Regions from separate parts of the Mus musculus genome. Here region 1 is linked to region 2. The links are chromatin loops, found by intact Hi-C in ENCODE. Cell type or tissue: left cerebral cortex. All regions are shown on one strand. Each heading gives the region's core, and the rest is flanking DNA. Links, peaks and the distances in the headings are about the cores only. Region 1 overlaps Stat1 (signal transducer and activator of transcription 1). Region 2 has its middle 22 kb from the start of Gm31867.

The links. Hi-C counts contacts between places; a loop is a spot of excess contacts. Peaks named below come from ENCODE experiments on the same cell type or tissue, not always from the same donor. Only the 100,000 strongest peaks of a DNase experiment are listed, where the experiment ranks them.
Region 1: a loop joins it to region 2, with 3 times the contacts of the local background. A loop is called at or near these places in 1 of 42 quality-filtered maps.

The regions. Positions count from the first base shown.
Region 1 is chr1:52,157,438-52,160,355 of GRCm38, reverse strand. It overlaps Stat1 (signal transducer and activator of transcription 1), which reads right to left. Exons shown (of 25, transcript NM_009283.4): 25 at 1-1,073. The coding sequence ends at 1,059. Among named protein-coding and RNA genes, the nearest start is that of Stat1, 39 kb to the right of the region's middle. In left cerebral cortex, for the core only: no CTCF peak of the experiment used is centred there; DNase peaks (open chromatin) are centred at 1,122, 1,265 and 1,758; H3K27ac peaks cover 1,913 bases.
Region 2 is chr1:52,279,119-52,282,036 of GRCm38, reverse strand. No RefSeq gene overlaps it. Among named protein-coding and RNA genes, the nearest start is that of Gm31867, 22 kb to the right of the region's middle. In left cerebral cortex, for the core only: a CTCF peak has its summit at 1,670; a DNase peak (open chromatin) is centred at 1,648; H3K27ac peaks cover 1,327 bases.

The DNA.
Region 1 (2,918 bases), core at 217-2,716, 120 kb after region 2:
TGCACACCTTTAATCCCAGCACTCGGGAGGCAGAGACAGGCGGATTTCTGAGTTCCAGGCCAGCCTGATCTACAGAGTGAGTTCCAGAATAGCCAGGGCTACACAGAGAAACCCTGTCTCGAAAAAAAAATAATAAAATTATCTGATACTCATATTTGGCTAAGGATTCAAGAAGTCACTGCTTTCTCCAAGTTTATGGCTAATTAAGACAACCAGCTAAAACCGATAAGTTCAGCCCACTAAAAAACATGAGTTCACCTATATCTAATTTTAGTTAAAAAAAAAGAAAAATTGCTTTAAGAAAGCTGGCCCCCTTAATGGATGTGCAAAGACAATTTTATTCAATCCATGACCAAAAAGACAACAAAAACCCTTTAACTTGATGGAGTACTCATGAAAATGGTCTTACTTCTGTTGGTGTTTAGTTTTGTGTAGCCATTGCCACCAACAAAGCTAGTCCCTGAGGAGAGCAACCATGCCTTGGCAGAAGCTGCAGTAAGGAGCACGGTTGTTTTCTTCCCACTCACATGAAGGATGCCCACTATAGTTTGATAGAGCATTGGATCTAAAGTTGACTTTGAACTGTGCCATATGTAAAACAGTGGAAGACTTCCGGCCATCCAGGAGAGGGGAAGTGCCAATGTCTCCCGGGACAGAAACATTCCTCCATCAAGAAGGCCCCTCCCCCATAAGTATGTCTCTTTCCAGTGATGTGCAGCACTTGGGCACTGATTACAGACCATTACTAAAGTGACCGTTCTCCTCACCTTGCCCCAAATACTCGCACTCTAGTCCTGGTGCTTGGGTGGATCTCTTGGTCTTTGTTTACAAAATCCATTTTGTGTTAAGTGACTTTCCATTTCACCTTCAGTAAGATGCATGAAGTCCTTCAGAGTAACAGGTTTCTAATTAGAGAAATATCCACTTTCTACCAGCAGTGCTCAGCAAATGTGATGCTCTTTCTTTCTTGCATTTCCCTAGAAATACTGCATATGAAGGAACAGTAGCAGGAAGGAATCACAGATGGGAAAAAAATGTCGCCAGAGAGAAATTCGTGTTTATACTGTGCTCATCTGCAAGAGACAGAATGTAGGTAGGTTCAGTACACGGACTTTGGGACATGTGATTCATGCATTTCACACCATTGCCCTCCCTAGAATAGCGAGCAGGAGAATGCCCCCTACAGCAAACCACCACCATGGAACCAGAAGGGCTAGTGCGTCCTCTCATTCTTCTGGAACTAATCAGGGCCTTTTACACCACCTAAACTGATGGGTTATTACTGTCTGGCCTCCTGGATTAATGCTGTGACTCATCCCAGACACACTATATAAAGCTTTCTGCTGTTATGCAAGTCTGGGGACAGCAGCACGGCAATTCGGCTCATTCAAAACGGTGTGAGGAAATGCTGAGCCATGTGCCGGGGTGGGGGGGGGGTGCGGGGGGAGGGAATTGATGACCTTCCCTTAAAGGCCACTGAGTAAGCAAACTAAGCAAAGCCAGTGTTTCAGACGTGGGCCAGTAAATCAGAAGTAAAATCACTGTCAAGCGCCTCAGCTCCCTCCCTAGTCTGCGAGCTGCCCTGGATACAGGAGTCAGCAAAGTGTTCCTCATAGAACACTGGCCTGCCCCTGACTCTGACTTCCATGTTGGTGCAGTTCCAGATGTCTTAGAGGTGGCTCTGTTCCTCGGCGGGCCGCTCTGAAGGCATTTCTGACCCAGCTGTTGCAGGGTATGGGCATGTGTGTGCTATTGGCATCAGGTATTCTAGAGAGTAGAGGCCAGGGTGCTGCTAAACGTCCTTCAGGGTATAGGACAGCACCACAGTGGAGAATTCTGTAACCCTTGAGTGCCCCAACACAAACACACCGCTAGATTGCAAAGAAAGCCTCTTGAGTTTTAGGAAAGCAATTTTAGACTGAAAAGCATGTTGAAGGGTTTGCCTCCAGTTGCAGTGTGGCCGATGGCACCATTCTATAAAATGGTGTACTGTAGAAGCAGGGGAGAAGAGGAGAGAGAGATGAACACAACCTGCACCCATATCCTCTAACTATGTGACTGGCTTACTAACCTCTGTTAACCTCAAGTTCTTCATGTGCGAAGTTGGCTAACAGTGCCTAACACATAAGGTCTGGTCAAAGTATAAAGTCTGAAAGCATGTATAAAATGTCCAATACAACAGAAGAAAAATAGTAGACAATCTGTTAATATGAGCTCTGGGCAAAGGCCTCTAGGAAAGTAGGCTAGGTCTATTCCAGTCCATAGGGACTTGTATGGAAATGTTAGACTAAATAAATACCCAAGTCATATTACAGAGAGCAGCGCTGGTATACTGGCCCTCGTGCACAATTCCTCTGGAGCCTGAGAGCCAAGGCTGGACCAACCATCAACCCTGACTACCTTTTTAGCCCATGGGCCACCTCCACCTCAGAGCACACAACTAATTCCATTTGCTTATTTTGTGACAGAGGATGTAGCCCTGTGTGGCCTCCACCAGGAGACCTTCCTGTCTCAGCCTCCTGACTGCCTGGATTACAGACAGAGTCATCTCACTTAGCTCATATGCTATAATTCCAAAAGCAAATGTTGGACAGAAGTCAAGAATAAGCTCGAGGACAGAGCACATCGTGGTGGCGTTACGGTGACTTGACAGGCCCATCTCATTCTTCCCTGGTCTAAGAGTAGGGCCCCTGCTAGAGCCCCTGAGATTGTTGGGGGTTCATCTGGAGACTACTGCGATGAGTGGACATTTGCTAATTTATTGTATCTGTATATCTTTATTCCATAGATTAAACAAAAAACCCACTGGAATAGAATAGCTACAGGGGGTGTCCAAAGACTACAAACCCGTTTCCTGGAATTTGTTTGAGGGTGTCAAAGGCCCCATGATATCACCTTCCAGCATACTGAAAGCAGCG
Region 2 (2,918 bases), core at 300-2,799:
GAGTGTCTAACTCCCGCCACTGTTTTCAGCACTTGCCTTTCTGCTGAATGAATGGGGGCAGGGAGGGGGTGTCCATCGGGGAAACCATATTGGGTTGGAATCCTGTATTTCATGGCTGCTCAGGATGGCTACGTGAACACAGCATGTCAGTACCGTATGCAGATATTCTTCCTGCATAGCCTGCGCAGAATGACACCATATAGGATCCTATTCAGAATTATTGCAAATTGAATCCTCTCTTGGAATGGGGAGACGAGATGAGGCAGCTCTAGTCTGGCTTGACCTTGTGCCCTGTGAGCCCAAAGCTAGAAAGCTGTTTTTGTGGAACTGTCTTTAGTATCTTTCCTCTCCTTACTTCCTATGAACTCTTTCTCTGGCATTCTGTTCAAAGTGCTGTGAACCTTCAGGATCCAGTTTCTGTCTAGAGGGAACAGCTGCAGTGTCAACATATCAGATCTGTAAACCTATATACCATATCATATACCTGATCTCGGACAACTCCCTTTCAAAGGTGAAAAGTGAAATTGGTGAATAACTCTTATAGGACGTATGTGGCATGGGCAGGCTATCCTCAGAGAGTATTCCAAGAGTCTGAAAGATAAGATAAGCAGACAGAGACTAGACTAACTTTTAAATCAGGAAACTCAGGATAGAGGGTTCCAGTTACTGGGAGTGCCAGTACCTGGCAAACACAGAAGTGGATGCTCACAGTCATCTATTGGATGGAACACAGGGCCCCCAATGGAGGAGCTAGAGAAAGCACCCAAGGAGCTGAAGGGTCTGCAACTCTATAGGAGGAACAACAATATGAACTAACCAGTAACTCAGAGATTGGCTTCCCTCTGTCTCCTGAGATTAAAGATGTGTCTGTATTACCAGCTGGGATCACACAGACCTAGAAGACCTTTGGCTATTATCCCTTGCCAAAACAGCCACATTCCTGGATTAAAATTCTCTACAGGATCATATCTTTGTACTATTACCAATTGAAAGACTATTTCCGACAATAGCTGTTTAACAGACATTTCGTGAGTAAATGAATTAATGAATAAATCATTGGGATTACACATTTCTATTGAGTACTTATAGTCGTGGGACACCATGAAGGATGAAGATGGAGTAGCAATCAAAACCTGTGCTTCTATATATGAAAAAGTATGCCTAAGCATTATACCGTCCTTCTGCCTAAGGGGATGAATTTTATATGGATGACTAATTAGACATGTTTACTAACAGTAAAGGGGATGTTATTGCAATGAGTTCTGGGCTCTGACATAATTCGAGAATTAAATATTAATGAGGAAGGAGAGACATCAGGATGGATGAAGGGCATCATTTGAGAAGAACAGAAAAACATAATGGTATGCACGCACATTTGAGGACAAAGAGGGCTAGCTGTAATATGAATTCATGGATTGAATCTGAATTCATAAAACCTCTTGTATATATCAGTGGCATTCTGAGAGGAATTAGAGTCACTCTCACATGATGCTAAAAGTTCTCAGTCTGGGCAAGAAGAGGGGACAAGAGTGTAGTGCTGCTCATAGAAGGTTGTGAAAAGCAGTCAAACAAAGAATAGCCTGGAGGTTTGTTCTAAGGGGTATTCAGCAACCCACGGGACACCTCCTCCGCCTCCTGGCAGAAGCAGAATCCTGCTGCTCCTGTGCCAGCAGAGGCAATGTTTAGCTCTCTTAGCTGAGCTCATCCTCAGGAAAACTAGAAAAGCAGACAGGATTTGCCACCAACCTGTTATAGTTTCTCGTCTTTGTACAGACCCGGGCATCCTCTTCTCTTTTCTCTAATTTCCAGATTTCCTTAATCTCATTTGTTTACGAGGCTCTCTCCCTATCTACAGCTTCCCGTCAGGGCATCCTGACATGCTATTTCCTGGGCCTCAGTCCCTCCTAGTCCTCCCTAGTGACCATGGCACCATGTTTTGTCTCTAGAAAATTTGTTTGACCACTTTGAGCTGGATTGTTAGTGGCTGACAATTGTTTTGACTCCTAGTGTGGTATTTTCCCACATGGGAATTCTTCCAGCCGTTCCAATGGTTTAATCAAAAGGTGAAGTAAATGTTAAATATTAAGTAGAAGAAACTACTTGAAAAGCTTAGTCATATGAAGATTTCCATTTAAAGTGTATGTTAATCCTTTCAAAGATTGAGATTTTTTAACAAATGGATTCCAGGTATATATACATATATCAGTGAAATAAGCAAAGCACACAGTACTTAAAATTTTGTTTTTACTTTTATGATTTTAAAATACCACTGTTTGTATTTTGAGGAGTGCATTTGTCAAAGTAGCTAATCATGTTGATTTTTTTTAAAGACCAGGACAAATATATAATGAGAATTTGGAAGACTGCCCAGTAAGTTTTTTGAGACATGAGTGATGGTGGCTGCTGTATCTTCTATGCTCTTTCTTGACTCTTCCTGACCAGGGCACACCCTGCCCAACCCAGGGTGGATATAAGACAGGTCATTGTTTCGTATTCTAGTGACACAGGAGTCCATTGTGTTCACGGTATTTGGAGAGGGAACCAAGGAAGGCTGCCATGAATTATTAACAGCTGCTCTTCTGAACCTGTTTGAGAGTGTGATGCTGCTTGCTTCCCATGCTCCTGAGACCTCATTCTTCTAGGATATGAGAAAGAAAAAAGGGGCGGTGGGGACAAAAGTGAAAGTAAGCACAGAGAGATGGAAGAGAAATGGAGGCAAGGACCACCACAGTGCTTCTCACTGTCCGTGGGATGGCAACACTGGCAAAGAAAACTTGCCAAGATTTGGCCAGGGATTTGATTGGCAGTGCCTGCTCACTATATTTTCCTTACTTAAAAACAACTGCCTCCAGATTGCATATTTCATCCAATCCCTGATAGAACACACCTTAGGTTTTAAGCATTTGTGGTTTTTTTTC